2 separate regions of the Homo sapiens genome follow, and region 1 is linked to region 2. Evidence: chromatin loops called from intact Hi-C (ENCODE). Cell type or tissue: ascending aorta. All regions are shown on one strand. Links, peaks and the distances in the headings refer to the core of each region. The heading gives the core; the rest is flanking DNA.

Region 1 (8,126 bases), core at 1,967-4,466, 840 kb before region 2:
GAACCATCTACCATTTTAATTTTGATGTTATGTAGTATTTGATGATAATGAAAGTTAAATTGTTTTTCTTTCCATTTTTCTGTTTAAGTGAATGACCTGTATCTAGTTTATTCAGTAACTTCCTGCATATATTTGTTTCTTTCATTCTTAATGAATATATTCTTAATTTAGTTGCTATTATGTTTTGCTTTGCCCCAAAATTGAAATCTTAGTTTCCTTTTAGCTCGTTTTAGAACTAGTGATGGGATGTGTCTTCCATAAATCTCTTGTGATTTGTTGTAGGCTTTGATGGATTCTAATCTTCCAAGGTTACAGCTCGAGCTCTATAAGGAAATTAAAAAGGTGGGCCTTGCTTTTCTTTTTTAAAAATGTTTTAAATTTTAAATTTTTATAGGTACACGTATTTTGTAGGTACATGTAAATGTATATATTTATGGGGTACATGAGATATTTTGATACAGGTATACAATACATAATAATCACACCATGGAAAGTTGGATATCCATGCCCTCAAGCATTTATCCTTTGTGTTACAAACAATCCAGTTACATGCTTTACTTATTTTATTTTATTTTTGAGACAGAGTCTTGCTTTCACCCATGCTAGAGTACAGTGGCATGACCTTGGCTCACTGCAACCTCCGCCTCCCGGGTTCAACCGAACTTTGGGCTGGTCTCAAACTCCTGACCTCAGGTGATCCGCCCGCCTCGGCCTCCCAAAGTGTTGGGATTACAGGCGTGAGCCACTGTGCCGGGCCTGATTGTACATTTTAAAATAACTAAAACAGTCAGGGCACAGTGGCTCATGCCTGTAATCCCAGCATTTTGGGAGGCTGAGGCAGGTGATCACCTGAGATCAGGAGTTCGAGACCAGCCTGGCCAACATGGAGAAACCCTGTCTCTACTAAAAATACAAAAATTAGCCAAGTGTGGTGGCGGGCGCCTGTAATCCTGGCTACTCGGGAGGCTGAGGTAGGGGAATCGCTTGAACCTGGGGGTGGAGGTTGCAGTGAGCCGAGATCACGCCACTGCATTCCAGCCTGAGCGACAGAGTGAGACTTTGTCTCAAAAAATAAAAATGAAATAAAATTGGGCCGGGTGTGGTGGCTCACACCTTAGTCCCAGCACTTTGGGAACCTGAGGCAGGTGGATGCTTGAGACCAGGAGTTTGAGACCAGCATGGGCAACATGGCAAAACGCTGTCTGTACAGAAATTAGCTGGGTGTGGTGGTGCACAACTATAGTCTCAGCTACTTGGGAGATTGAGGTGGGAGGATTAATTGAGCCTGGAAGGTTGAATCTATAGGTAGCTGAGATTGTGCCACTGCCCTTCAGCCTGGGCGACCAAGTGAGACCCTGTCTCAAAAGAAAAACAAAAAAACAAAAAACAAACCACTATTATCGACTATATATTATTGTCTATGATCCCTCTGCTGTGCTGTCGAATACCAGGTCTTGGGCCCTTATTTCCATCACTGAGCAAACTTCACTCTGTTAAGCAGCAGGTGTGGGATTTCATCGTTATTCAGTAATTCACAATGTTAGAAGGAAATGCTGTTTGGTAGACGATTGCTTTACTTTTCTTCAAAAGGTTACTCTTTATTAGATGAGATGAGAATTAAAAATGGTAACTTACTTTATATCTTTATAATTGAAGCCCACTAGACCTTAAAGTAGTTACCAGATGTTTTATGCATTTAAATGGCCTTTTCTCTAAAATTAGAAAGTAACAAGGAAAGAAAATGCTTCGTTTCTATGCAACCCTCTTGGTGACTAGTATGTGACTCTTAATGCAACCCTCATTGCACCCCCTCAGAATGGTGCCCCTCGGAGTTTGCGTGCTGCCCTGTGGAGGTTTGCTGAGCTGGCTCACCTGGTTCGGCCTCAGAAATGCAGGTAAGTTGTACACTCTGGATGTTGGTTTTTGTCGGGGGCCAGCTGCTACTGATCCTTTATGTCTCAGCTCAGATGTCATTTCAAAAGTCTGCTCTGCCCTCTCCAAATTGCAGTCGACCTTGCCCTGTTTATGTTTCCCTCATAGCACTAATCCATGTCAGAAATTGTCACGTACAGTCTATCTGTGTGCTTGTTTATTTTCTATCCCACCCTTCCGCAAGAGACTTATGGGATGTGTGCCCCAGGACAGCAGGGGTCTTACTGTCTTATGCTCTGTTGCAGCCCAGCAGCGATAACAGTGTCTGCACATAGTACTTGCTTAAAAGATACTTGCCAAATTGTTGAAGGTTGAGGTACCAATTTCATTATTGCTGACTATAGGAGTTATAGCAAAATATCCATTTGTCTGTTACATGAGTTAAAAATATGGTTGTTGCACTGTGAATAGTTTGGTTTAGTCAAAACAGTTGTATCTTAACGGATTGAGAAACAAAAGCAGGACCACTTTTCATCAGCTCCCTCCTTCTCCTTAACCAGCAATACATGCTGATGCTGATATCCCATAGACCCTCAGCTCCATCCTGAGTCACTGGGAATGTGGTCTAAACCCTCACTATTAATATGAACTGAGTTTCAATAAGAATCTTATATGGGTCGGGCATAGTGGCTCATACCTTTGATCCCAGCACTTCAGGAGGCCAAGGCAGGTGGATTGCTTGACCCAGACTAGGCAACATGGTGAAACGCCGCCTCTACAAAAAATACAAAACTTAGCCAGGCATGGTGGTGCGTGCCTGTGGTCACAGCCACTCGAGAGGCTGAGGTGGGAGGATCACTTGAGCCTGGGAGGTGGAGGTCGTGTTGAGCCAAGATCGCACCACTGCACTCCAGCCTGGGCAACAGAGTGAGACCTGTCTCAAAAAAACCAAAATCCAGAAAAGAACTTATATGGCTGCAGAGGTATAATCACTAAGGAAATTTCCTTTTGTATAATCTTTTTTCTTTTACTATCATTTAAAAAAATGTGTTATATTTCTGAAGCAACACATCCAGGTTCTGCACATAGCAGCCAAAGTGACCTTAAAGAATATAACTGGGTCTTGTCATTCCCTTATTTAAACTCTTGTACCCATTTCCCAGTGCCGTTTAGATAGAGATTCCAGACTCGTCAATGGCTCTGTCACCTCAGACACCCTGCATTGACTCATTAGTCTGATTAGAGTCAGGTTTTTCTTCCTCCTGATGGTTTTTTTTTCCCCCTTAGTTCTCAGCGGAACAGTCACTTCCTTAGGGAGGTTTCCCCAGCCACCCTCTGAGGCCGTGCTTGTTGCCAGACTCTGCCACTAGAGGGCAGGGCTGCACCACTCCTGGCACCTCGCACCCGGCCTGCCCTGTCACTCTGTGTGTTGGGTGAATTCCTGTGATCTGTGACTCACTGCTCTGTGTCCTACACATTCGGCTTTTCTTCTCTCCCCACAACCCCATTTTATAATTCTCCTTTTTCAGGAAAGCTTTATTCCCATTTAAAAATTTTTGTTTTTAAAATGGTATTTTCTTACACTTATTTTCTAATTAAAAATGAGTGTTTTAAGAAGTATTATGATTTACTGCAAATAATTTTTAAACCCAGCCTTTTAGATCCTCTGTGATCATAAGAGAAATGAAGGATGTCTCCCAACACTTGAGCTTCATCCACATTTCATCCTCCTGTTCTTTCAGCTGAGTTTTCCCCATCCCATTAGGGACTGTTGGAATATAAAACTGGCTTTTCCCTAACAGGGAATGAATTGCTTCTGTTTCTCCTGAAGGAGAGCTGGAAGAATGACTTGCGTTCTTTTGCATACACAGGCCTTACCTGGTGAACCTTCTGCCGTGCCTGACTCGAACAAGCAAGAGACCCGAAGAATCAGTCCAGGAGACCTTGGCTGCAGCTGTTCCCAAAATTATGGCTTCTTTTGGCAATTTTGCAAATGACAATGAAATTAAGGTATGATTGTTGCCTCAGGTCACAAACATGCGAGTGATGCTGTGAGTGAGTCTGTGGAGGGTGAGGGCTTCTGAACAGGGAGTCCTGTGGGAGTGCTTCTTGGGGTATGTTGTATGTCGTAATTTAGACTACCATCATTTGTGTTATTTTTGAGGCACCTAAGGACTTCTTTCCACTTCTCATTTCTTACTGTGGGGTGAAGAGTTGAATTGGGAGATGGTTTCTAGATGCAAATTGAAAAGGCATTTTTCCAGAGCAGATTTGTTTTCGGCGTACTAGAGTGACTCTTTAACCTAGCTGCGGGAAGATGACTGTGCCAAGACTGCAGGTAGGAGAAAGCTCACTGACGAGGCCTTGTGGGTCTGAACGTCCTGCAGCTATCAGAGCCTGTTGGCTTCCTGTTGTGCATTCCAACAAATCATCTTCAAACCCACTTTAGTGTTTTGTTTATAATGTCCAGAAATAGTGACCCTGTCACATGCTCTACAGATTACAGGATTCTTAGCCTCTTCCTTTTTGGTAGGTCAGTCCTGGGTTTGAGCCCAAGTGACCCTCCTGGGAGGTGATGATACACACTGGGTAGAGTGGAATCAGATGGACTTGGATTAGAATTCTGTCCTCTTTACTAGTTATTTTCCTCTAGGCAAACTGCCCAACAGCTCTAAGCTATTTCCTTCGTATTCTGAAAAATAAGCCTTAATGGGACCCATATAGGGCAACTCTGAGAGTAAAATAAAGGAATATGTGTTAGAGTGTAGCATAGTCACCCACGGGAAGGGCTTAGATGTTAGCTGCTACTGCTCTTATTAGCTGAATGATTTGGAATAAACTGTTAGCCTCTCTCATGTTTTTTCTCTTGAGCTTCGAAGTTTTCTTGTTAATACTAAGGAGATATTCAAACTAGTCATGGGGTTTTGGAATGACGAAGGGAGATGATGAATCTAAAGAATTTAGTGTAATATTTCTTCATGCTCAGTAAATGGTAGTTTCTGCTGCTGTTATTTTTATTACCATCTCTTTGGAATGGGAGTAGGTGCTCCTTTGTGGTCAGAGGCTGTGAGAGCTCCACAGCGCCAGTTTGCCCATCTGTACACTGGGGTCTGTTGAAGGCAGTCCCCTCTGTGATATCTCTGGCTGTCAGAGCTCAGATGATAGATGGTATTTTTGTACTCTTAGTTCTCATCATTTTCATGATTTCGATCACCATTTGAGTATGATGATGCTAACACTTTGTTGAACGTAGAATCCGTTAATTACTTCCTTCCTGAACCTTTGGCATTAAAAAAAATCTATTCTGCTACCTCTCTGCTCATTTATGGTTATTCAAATTTATTATCAAGAGCCTGGTACAGTGGCTTGTGCCTATAATTGTAGCTACTTGGGAGGCTGAGGTAGGAGGATTGCTTGAGGCCAGGAGTTTGAGACCAGCCTGGGCAAGATAGTGAGACCCTATCTCTAAAAAAACTGAAAAAAAATTAGCTGGACATGATGGCATGTGCCTGTGGTCCTAGCTACTCAGGAGGCTGAGACAGGAGGCTCGGTTGAGCCCAGGAGTTGGAGTTCGAGGCTACACTGAGCTGTGATTGTGCCACCACACTCCAGCATGGGTGGTAAAACAAGATGCCATTTCTTAAAAAAAAAAAATATATATATATATATTATCAATGAAATTCAGTAGTACCAACAGGATTATAAACAAAGATAGTAGTTCCCTTCCTACTTTTTCTCTTAATCCTTGTGTCTCACAGGCAAACATAACTCTTAGTATTTCTTCCAATATTTACTTTCATGTTTCTTTCTTTCTTTCTTTTTTTTTCTTTGAGATGGAGTTTTGCTCTTGTTGCCAAGGCTGGAGTGCAATGACGCAATCTTGGCTCACCACAACCTCTGTCTCCCGGGTTCAAGCGATTCTCCTGCCTCAGCCTCCTAGTAGCTGGGATTACAGGCATGCATCACCACGCTCGGCTAATTTTGTACTTTTAGTAGAGATGGGGTTTCTCCGGGTTGGTCAGGCTGGTCTCGAACTCCTGACCTCAGGTGATCCTCCCACCTCAGCCTCCCAAAGTGCTGGGATTACAGGCGTGAGCCACTGCGCCCAGCAACTTCCACATTTCTAAATAACATGCTTCTACTGCTATTTTTTTTTTCAATTTTAGACATTTTTTTACTTTCACTATAGTTCTATCAGAATTCAGTGTGTACGTTATTATGCCTAAGTAAATAGTCATGGTTGCTTACGTATTATATTTCTTTGATTGTGTTTCTTATTTGATGAGAAAGCTGTGTTTTTTGCTCTGGGTTGAAACTGGAGAGAGGACCTGGGGAGGAGGAGGAGGACAGATGAAGTTGGTGACTGTACCTTCATGGCCATAGCTGGGTTCTCAGCACCCGGGGATCTGCTGATCACCTACTCATAGGCCAGGCCCCTATCGAAGTTCTAGGTGACCCAGTGCTGGGGACGGGGGGGCCACCTGCAAGGTCTAATCATGGAGGTGGGGGCTACAGTGTTGGCTTGTGCTGGGGCCAGCATCCTTAGGAAGGCATCTTGGAGGTGGAGGAGACAGCCGCCCACTTCTTGATTGGGGCCTTCAGCAGCACCAGCTTCTTGGGCAGGCTGGTGCTGGCTTTCATCACCATGTCGTGTTCAATCTTCTTCCAGATCCTGACTTCTAGGTTCAGCTTTCCTCAGACCCTGGTTCCTTTCAGAGGCCATTGCTGCTGCCTTGCTCTTTGCTGGCTTGTGCCTTGATTATATGTCTTTGTACAACTTTTTGTTTTCCTGGAGTTAATCTTCACATCTGTTTTCTTGGAGTTAATCGTTACCTCTATATCGCTTGCTTATTATTCTTTGGCCTTTTTGTCTTCTCACACCTTCCAACTTCTTTGTAATATGTGTTTAGTACAATTTTTCATGACAGGTAGTTTACTGAATCAGTTTTTCCCCAGTGTGGTCATCCAACTTGAGTTATCCAGCTCTCTGCCCCAGTCTGGGCAGGTTGATCTTCAGGTCTGTAGTACACTTGTATCCTAGGACTTCTCTTTGCCATTAGCCTGGAATTTCCTTTGCAGTTCTCCCGTTGGATGCCCAGTTCCTAGATGCCATATGTTTTTCTATCGTCTAGTAGCTTCCTGAGAGAAGATGAATGGGAGGGAAATTGTATGAGGTTTTGCATTCATAAAAATGCCATTTTTTTTCCTGTACACTTGGCTGGGTATGGTGTTCTGGGGTAGAAATCATTTTCCCTCAGAAATGCAAAGTCTTTGCCCTGTTGTCTTAAAATCTCCAACGTGACCCGATTCCTTAACCTATGAATGTACTTTTCTTTGGAAGCTTTCCATTTTTGGGGAGGTGAAGTGCTAGGTACTTAGTAGGCCTTTTAATTTGGAAACTTACATCCCTTCAGTTCTGGGAAAATTTTCTTAACATTTCTCTGAGAAGTTCTTGCCTTTTATTTTCTGTGTTCTCTCCTGAAATTGGTTAGTTGGATGTTGGTCCTCCTAGATTGACTCACATCTTACCTTTTTCTTTTCTTTTTCTGGTACTTTTTAGATATCCATCTCAAACTCTTCTATTCATTGTTATGTTTTTAACTTCTTTCTTTTCTTTGTCTCTTGATGGGGTCTTGCCCTGTTGCCCAGGTTGTGGTGCAGTGGTGCGATCATAGCTCACTGCAGCCTCAAATTCCTGGGCTCAAGCAGCTGTTCTGCCTCACCCTCCCAAGTAGTTGGGACTACAGGTATGCACCACCACGTCCAGCTATTTTCTTTACTTTTTTTTTTTTTTTTTTGAGATGGAGTCCTACTCTGTCGCCCAGGCTAGAGTGCGGTGGTGGGATTTTGGCTCACTTAAGCCTCTGCCTCCCAGGTTCAAGCAGTTCTCCTGCCTCAGCCTCTCAAGTAGCTGGGATTACAGGTGTGCACCACCATGCCCGGCTAATTTTTGTATTTTTAGTAGAGCCAGAGTTTCACCATGTTGGCCAGGCTGGTCTCGAACGCCTGACCTCAGGTGATCCGCCTGCCTTGGCCTCCGAAAGTGCCGGGATTACAGGCGTGAGCCCATCATTAGATCTTTAAATACCAGTATCTATAAGTCTTTTCCTCTTGAGTCAGCTAGTATCCCTGGAAGGAAATTACTCATTTTCCTGCTTGGAGGCTATAAGCTTGGCTATGTTTATCCTGCAACCGGGGACTGGAAGGGAGGGGACTGACAGTGTTGCTGGTCAGGGTGCCCTCTTACTTTTTGT
Region 2 (8,126 bases), core at 3,398-5,897:
CGCCTGTCATCCTAACACTTTGGGAAGCTGAGGCAGCAGATCACTTGAGGTCAGGAGTTCAAGATCAGCCTGGCCAACATGGCAAAACCTTGACTCTACAAAAAATAAAAAAATTAGCCAGGTGTGGTAGCACCTGCCTGTAGTCCCATCTACTCAGGAGGCTGAGATGGGAGGATAGCTTGAACCTGGGAGGTGAGAGGTTGCAGTGGGCCGAGATGGCACCACTGCACTCCAGCCTGGGCAATACAAAGCCAGACTCTGTCTCAAAAAAAAAAAAAAAAAAAAAATGGTGGGTGGGTTCTTATACTATGTGTGCTGCTTGGCACTGTTTTTTTCACTTAAAAGATATTGCAGGTATTTTTTCACGTAAGTATCTGAAGAAAGACTTCCTTTTTTTTTTTTTTTTTTTTTGCCTTTTTGAGACAGGATCTTGCTCTGTTGCCCAGGCTGGAGTGTAGTGGTGAGATCAGGGCTCATTGTAGCCTCCACCTCCTGGGATCAAGCCATCCTCCACCTCAGCCTCCCGAGTAGCTGGGACTACAGGTGTGTGAAACCACGCCTGGCTAGTTTCTGTATGTTTTGTGAATACGGGATCCCACTATGTGGCCCAGGTTCGTCTTGAACACCTGGGGTCAAGTAGTCCTCCTGCCTTAGCCTCCTAAAGTGCTGGGATGACAGGCCTGGGCCCCGCACCCGGCCAGCCTCCTGTGCGAGGTTGTGCAGGACTCTGTCGTGGAACCCAGTACGCCTTCGTGTGCCGGCTTGTTTGTTTACTCTGTAGTTAACGGGCTGCCCCACGTGGACAGTCACTGGGTCGTCCGTGTCTCTGTGTGCAGGCAGAGGCTGCTGTGCGTGCATCTGTGCACATGGCTGCCAGGAGGGGCTGTGCTCAGGGGGAGCTGGGGCAAAGGCTGGTGGCAATGGGGGGCTTGGATGTAGTGTGGAGACCTGCGAGCCAGGTGGCCGGGCTGCAGTGTGCGGGAGCTCGGGGGTCACTTGGCCTCCGTGTGTCCTAGTGTATTTGTCACTGAGATGGGACAAGGACAGCACACCCTCACAGGTGCTGGGGGCTGACAAATGTTAGGTCTAAGGACAGTGGCTGGCCCACTACAGGGCCAATTCCCCTTCTCTACAGTCACTCTGCTTGTCTTCCACCGACTGGGTGCTCAGGACAGTGGCGTGGTGGATCCGCCTGTACAGCCTGTGCTCCAGCATCCTGCTGGCCACAGCTGTGTCCAGCCCTGACCCCGACTGCCCCTCCCACCACCTCCATTTTATAGATGAGAAAACAGAGGCCCAAGGGCTTAGGGAACCCTGCTCTGAAGCACACAGTAGGGCTGCTAGGCTCAGACCCTCCTTCCTGTGCTGAGCTGCCCTCCTCCTGCCTCAAGCCCCCCATGCTCCAAGCCCACCCTGCTCACCGGCCTCTGCCCGAGTTCCCCGCATGGTGTGGGAGTGTGGGGCATGCTAGCTTTACGCCGGCGCCCAGTTCTTTCACTTCCACTGGAGTCCTGCAGGGACAGCTCGGGGACCATGCAGGCCCGGGTGGGCGTGGGGACTCAACTAGCTCAGTGGTGAACAGCTGGCACGTCTGTGGGTTGTGGACGGTAAAGGCCACGTAGACCTCAGGAGCCCGCTGGTGCTCCCGGCAGGCAGCCAGCCTCCGCAGGACCCCGACTAGCGACACGATGGCTTCTGGGCAATACAGCACGTCTACGGTGAAATCTTCAGGTTACTGAAAGGGACAAGTGGAAAGTTCCAGGTCATGCTGACCACAGCAGCAGGGCGAGGCCAGAGAGGCAGCGGTCATATGAGACTATTAGATGCCATTTAAACATTTGGGCCATTAGATGGAAAGGCAATTACTACGGTGAAAAAGGAGAACCCTTAGAGAAAGCTGCAAAAGACCGAAGCAAAAGAAAAAAATGTCCAGACTCACTGGTGTTCCTTAAAAAACCAGCTCTGGTTTTCGGCCTATCTAGAGGGCTTTGAATGACACAAAGCCTGAATCTGCCATGAACTTCGTGTTTCAGGTATCCGCTGATTTGTCTGCTGGCTTGCAGGGGTGGGCCTGTGTCCCTGGCCACCGCTGGACCTGTGGTTTTCAGGGCTGGGACCCAGGACCACAGGCAGAGCTCTGTTCCATCAGAGAGGGGACTGAGTGTGCTGGCAGGGGCGAGGGGTTTTCGGTGGCCCAGCCAAACACCACCTTCTCTCAAGTGCCCTGTCCTCATCCCAGAAGTGGTTGTTTTCCTCCGGTGGTCTCTGAAGGACACAGGGCATGGCTCTGGGACAGAGCCATGTGGTGACAACTGGAACGGGAGTATGCCTGTCTCCAGCAAGAGGGCTGTGGCTTGAAGGTCACCTTAAGAGGCACCCCTGTCCTTTGATGTCAGCCTGGAGGCCCAGAGTAACTCTTCTGGAAGCCCCATCATGTCCATGCCTGACAGCATCCATTGTTCCCTTTTCCCAGAGCCAAGAGCTGGGTAGAGCTGCAAGGACACCGCCTGCACAGGATGCCCGGGGCTGGGCATTACCTGCTGCAATGACAACATCTGGCTGGACGGCAGAGAGCTGACAGACCGTCGCGACGTCCCAGTCCAGCTGGGCCACTGTCACCCTGGGGCCGTCTAAGTTGGCAGTGATGTCTGCCTCTAATGAGAGGCCATTGAGAAGGACATTCCCTCGGAGCTGCTCGAGGACCCGGCTGTGACAGTCGCTGAAGATGTACGCCCGGGGGCGGCACATCTTGCAGATGGCCAGGCCTGTGAGGCCGGCGCCACTGCCAAGCTTTAGGACAGTCCTGGTGGGAGGAAAGGGGACCGTGTCTGTGACTGCACCAGGGTAAGCCTGCCTCGGTGCCCTGCCCTGCGCCCCGAGGTCACCTGTGAGTGAAGGCTGCTGGGTTCTCGGCCCATTCTGCAAGGTAGAGGGCAGCGTCCCATGTGACCAGGCCTGTGGTGCCGTGGGAGATGATGGCTGTGCTCTTGGAGAGTGTGACCGAGCCTCCCGAGGGCTGCACCAAGAGAGGGCGAGAGAGTCAGTCCAGCAATCAGAAGACAAGTGGCATAGAAGACAAGTAGCCATCCACCACATGGCTGAATAAACCATGACAGGACCAATCGCTACTCAGCAATGAGAAACAGCTAACTGTTGACATGCCATCAGCTTGCACAGGCCTCAAGGGTGTCATGTGGCATGAAAGACACTCATCTCAGGCCATACAGGATTCCATTCATTGAACATTCCTGAGACAACAGAATTCTGGCGATGGAGCACTGGTCAGTGGTGGCCAGGGGCCGGGTGTGGCTATGAAGGGGTGGCTGCCTTGTGATGATTCAATATGCTGTGTTTGTCCTTTGTGGTTTTCTGTATCTATGTTTTATGTTATTTTTTTTCAGTTCTGTCACCCAGGCTGGAGTCAGTGGCATGATCTTGGCTCACTGCAACCTCTGCCTCCTGGGTTCAAGCAATTCTCCTGCCTCAGTCGCCCAAGTAGCTGCGAGTACAGACACGTGCCGCCATGTCTGGCTAATTTTTGTACTTTTTTTTGAGACAGAGGTTCACTCTCGTTGCCCAGGCTGGAGTGCAATGGCCCGATCTTGGCTCACTACAACCTCCAGCTCCTGGGTTCAAGAGATTCTCCTGCCTCAGCCTCCAGAGTAGCTGGGATTGCAGGTGCTCATTACCACACCCTGCTAATTTTTGTATTTTTAGTAAAGATGGAGTTTCACCATGTTGGCCAGGCTGGTCTCAAACTCCTGACCTCAGGTGATACCCCTGCCTCAGCCTCCCAAAGTGCTGGGATTACAGGCATGAGCCACCACGCCCAGCCTAATTTTTGTATTTTTAGTAGAGACAGGGTTTCACCATATTGGCCAGGCTGGTCTCGAACTCCTGACCTCAGATCCACCAGCCTCGGCCTCCCAAAGTGCTGGGATTACAGGCGTGAGCCACCACACCCAGCCCTGTCAGGTGTTCTTTGAGGACTGGGCACCAGGTCCTTGTGAAGCAGGTAGTGTGTGCCACCCATTGGACAAATGCCCAACAACCGCACGAGGCATGATGTTGTTGTTGAAGTGCCTGATTTACAGACAGGGAAACTGAGGCTAAAGAAGGTTAATGGACCTCATATCTAAGACTGCAGAATGGGTGAGTCAGGATTTGAACCCACACCCACGTTTTCACTTTGTGCAGGAAGGGTATCTGGGCTGTGAGGGGGAGGAGGGTGCCCTTCTCATACCAGCAAATAGCTCCAGTGGCCCTGGGTGGACTCCTTGGCCATCAAAGTCTCCGCCAGCACCTCGTACAGCTCGTCCAAAGGCTCTGTGTGGACAGCCTCGTGCTGGGGGCAGGCTGAGTGAGAGCTTGTTTGCTTTCGTTCTAATCTGTAAAAATGGCCAGATGATTTTCGCCAGGTTTGGAGGGGAGATTTGGGATGGAATGGTGTAATACCGGCCAGCTGCCATATAAAATATTCACTTCATTGGGCGTGGTGGTGTGTGCCGAATAGTTCCAGCTACTCTAGAAGCTGACATGACAGGACTGCTTGAGCCCAGGAGTTCGAGGACAGCCTGGGCAAGAGACCTTATCTCTAAAAAAAAAATTCACTTGGTAGGGAAACCTGGATGGGAGGGCCTTCAACAAGAGGTGTTGAGAGGGTAGGGTTAGGTGTAGTCTAGGGCAGGAGACAAGAATTCCATGAGAGCTGCCACTTGACCATGACAGAGAGCTCTGTGTTTGGATCAAACACAGAGAGGAGGAAAACAAAAGGTGCTTTTAAGTGAGCCCAGGCAGAACTGTGAGGGCGGCCCATGCTGCAGGCTGTGGCTGTCAGCAGGCTGCTTCTCCACGGCTGGCCCCGTCCTAAGATTCACAGGGCAGCAACAGGGTACACTGGATGACCGCTGCCCTCTCCTGGTGGCACAGGGCAGACCTGCTGGTGACCACAGATGCAGCCTTTTGGGGAGGACTAGGGAGAAAGCAGGTATTGGAGAAGCAGGGGATTGTTTATTTGCTAAAAGTGTGGCCCTTTCACTCAGCAGGTCTGCTACTGCCTAGTGAGGAACGGCCTCTAGACATCCTCATGTCAAACCCTGCATGTTCAGGCCCATCTTTAAAATCCATCCTAGGCCAGGTGCAGTGGCTCTTGCCTGTAATCCCAGCACTTTGGGAGGCCAAGGCAGGTGGATCACCTGAGGTCAGGAGTTCGAGACCAGCCTGGCCAACATGGTGAAATTCTGTCTCTATTAAAAATACAAAAATTAGCCAGGCATGGTGGCGTGTGCCTGTAGTCCCAGCTTCTTAGGAGGCTAGGCATGAGAGCTGCTTGAACCCAGGAGGCAGAGGTTTCAGGGAGCCGAGATTATGCCATGGTAATCCAGCCTGGGCAACACAGTGAGACTGTCTCAAAAAAATAAATAAATAAGTAAAAAATAAAATCCATCCTGTATCAGTCAGGAAAGAGCTCATTCCAGCAGGATCAATGCAGAGAATTCACCAGAGGAACTAGTTCCAAAGGTGTGGCAAGAGCTAAACCTTCCAACAGGGGCCTGTGGGGCAACCCAGAGATGGACAAGAGCAGGAAACTCCAAACCCTTTGGCGGGCAGGACAGAGGGTGTGGGTGCGGGTTCCAGTGCTGTTTGCTGGGCCAGCCTGGTAGGAATGAGAATCCATATGCTAGGAGCTGGGGCTCCAGAGAAGCAGCTGCTGCGGAAACCCCAGGAGGCAGAGTGAGGGAGAGACGCTGGCCTCCCCTTCTTCCCGCCCTGCACTGTCTCCCATGGGTCACACGCAGTTGCAGCCAGTTGCCTGGGGAGACCCCTGCCATGCTGGGGTTTGCAAAGCAGGCCCAGAGACTGGGAAGGACGGGGGCTCCAGCACGCAGGTGGCTATGCTGTCCCACTACTCTGCGGACACTGCCCATAACTGACCTTTTTCATGAGTTCTGAGAGAAAGCACCGGGCATACTTGACTGACGGCGGGTGCTTCACACACACAGGATGCTTCACAGTCTATGGCAAAGGACAGAACGTTGGTTGCTGGGGAGAGCCCATCTGAAGTCTCCTATGAGCTTCAAGCCAACACAGCAGAGGGCAAACTCCAGGCTACCCGATCCCTCAGCAAAGATGTAGATGGACACAGCGTTCTGGCCCCACGCATCTGAAGTTTGTCTTAAGATATAAGCCGTTTCCTAAAAATGCTTCCACTGCAGTGGCACAGGCTATGGCAGCATTTCTAATGCCCATTCTGAGCAGGAACACAGGGCATGTGGGCCCAAACCACCTCCCTCCCAGGGGAGCCAGTGTGAACCAGGGTTTGCAGTAAGGACAGTCGCCAACTGTCTGGCTCTATGGAAGAGGCGGGAAGGCCCACTCAGCAACTGCTCTCTTGGAGCATCTGTCCCTGGGGACAGGATGGAGGGGAAGGGACGCTCAGGGTGACACTCCAGCTAAAGCCAAGAGAAGCCAAGTGCAGGACGAGCAAGTTCCAGGCAGTGGGAACAGCCGGTGTAAGCTCTGAGGTATCCACGGCCTAGCACATGGAAAGGAGGGCAGAGGGACTGGTGCAGCAGGAGTGGGGACGGTGGGAAAACAGGAGTCTGGAGGGAGAGGGAGGAGATGGTCCGCAGCACCTGCTGGCTGGGAGGGATGCAGATTCTGCCCAAGGGCAGAAAAGTACCCCACGCAATACACAGGCCCTTCAGGCTGGTGCTGGTTTTTCATTTTTTCTGACACAGTCTCGTTGTGTTGCCCAGGCTGGAGTGCAGTGGCCCGATCTTGGCTTATGGCAGCCTCCACCCCCCGGGTTCAAGCGATTCTCCTGCCTCAGCCTCCCGAGTAGCTGGGACTATAGGCGTGCAAAACCACACCCAGCTAATTTTTGTATTTTTAGTAGAGATGGGTTTTTGCCATGTTGGCTAGAGTGGTCTCGAACTCCTGACCTTAGGTGATCCGTCCACCTCAGCTTCCCAAAGTCCTGGGATTACAGGTGTGAGCCAGTGCACCCAGCCTTGTGCTGGGTTTTAAAGCAGCTCTCCCCACATTTCATGCTTCACCACCTACGAGAGTGAGGCTCAGGGTGAAACTCAGAGCAGGGTGCGAGATAACTTCAGGTATCTCCATGCTTGAAGCCCTGACCTACTGTATTGCCCCGAAAGTCTTCCCTGCTGTGGCTGCATCTTTTCCACGTGGATAATCTTGGTTCACCTCTAGCACAGGAATTCTTCCCCGGGGCTCCTAGGATGGGCTGGGTGGGTGAGGGTGGAGGATGTCTGCCTCCCCTGAGTTTGTATGGAAAATGTATTCTTCTGGTGCACTTCTTTCTGGGAGGGAGTCTATTGCTTTGTCTTTTCAGAAGGGCTGATGGCCCTTCGAAGGTGAAGACCCAGGATGCAGGGTGATCTGCACTTGGCCCTCAAGGCCAAGGTCAGGCTGCGGCTGGGCCGGGTGGTGATCCTGCCTCTCACCTGCATGCAGATGCTCTTGAGTCCAAACCCCACCCTGGGCAAAGCAAGGGCCCATTTAGGTTTAGAAGAGACAGGAGTGGGCAGGACAGGCCTCATGAATGCAAAAAAGAAAGTCTCTGAGCATCTACCAAATGCTAGAAGCTGTCTTGCACCTGTCATCTCTGTTTTTGCTGTGGATGGTTTAAAAAACTTTCCCTAGATTCCCCCCTCTCATGCAGATTTTTGTATATTCTGATGTCTTTGTCTAAGTCTTAGAAAATGAAAGAGCTGGAGCCGTCGGAGGTGCCCACACCCACCTGCAGTGCTGACTCAATGGTTTTGTTCTTTGAACAGGGGTGTTTTTAAAGGGTACAAGCACACCTGCGGTTCTTCTCTCAGGTCTTCCGGAGAGATTCAGGAGGCAGAGTCATGAGTCCCAGGGACTCTGGGATTCTTACCTTCTGCAAAATATCCCGCCGCAGCTCAGAATCTGATGAGTCTCTTAACTTTGCTTCTAAGCTCTGTGTGGAGGGGAGAGAGAGAAATCTCAAGGGTGCATTCACAAGAACATTAAACACGCAATAGAATGTGTTGGCAAAGCACTGTGTGATCTCTCCCTGGGGACGTGGAGCCAGTTGGAAGTGGAAGCCACAGCAGCTGAAAGCCTGACATTCAGAT

What was found. Peaks named below come from ENCODE experiments on the same cell type or tissue, not always from the same donor. Only the 100,000 strongest peaks of a DNase experiment are listed, where the experiment ranks them.
Region 1: it touches region 2 in a loop (6-fold over the local background); 2 of 110 quality-filtered maps call a loop at or near these places.

What each region holds. Positions count from the first base shown.
Region 1 is chr4:3,103,542-3,111,667 of GRCh38, forward strand. HTT (huntingtin) reads left to right here. Exons shown (of 67, transcript NM_001388492.1): 4 at 283-342; 5 at 1,816-1,895; 6 at 3,744-3,882. Among named protein-coding and RNA genes, the nearest start is that of HTT, 33 kb to the left of the region's middle. In ascending aorta, for the core only: a CTCF peak has its summit at 3,245 (motif pointing right); DNase peaks (open chromatin) are centred at 3,260 and 4,420; H3K27ac peaks cover 1,273 bases.
Region 2 is chr4:3,945,205-3,953,330 of GRCh38, forward strand. It overlaps the pseudogene FAM86EP. Among named protein-coding and RNA genes, the nearest start is that of ADRA2C, 180 kb to the left of the region's middle. RefSeq lists enhancers at 433-933, 2,255-2,755. In ascending aorta, for the core only: a CTCF peak has its summit at 4,914 (motif pointing left); no DNase peak of the experiment used is centred there.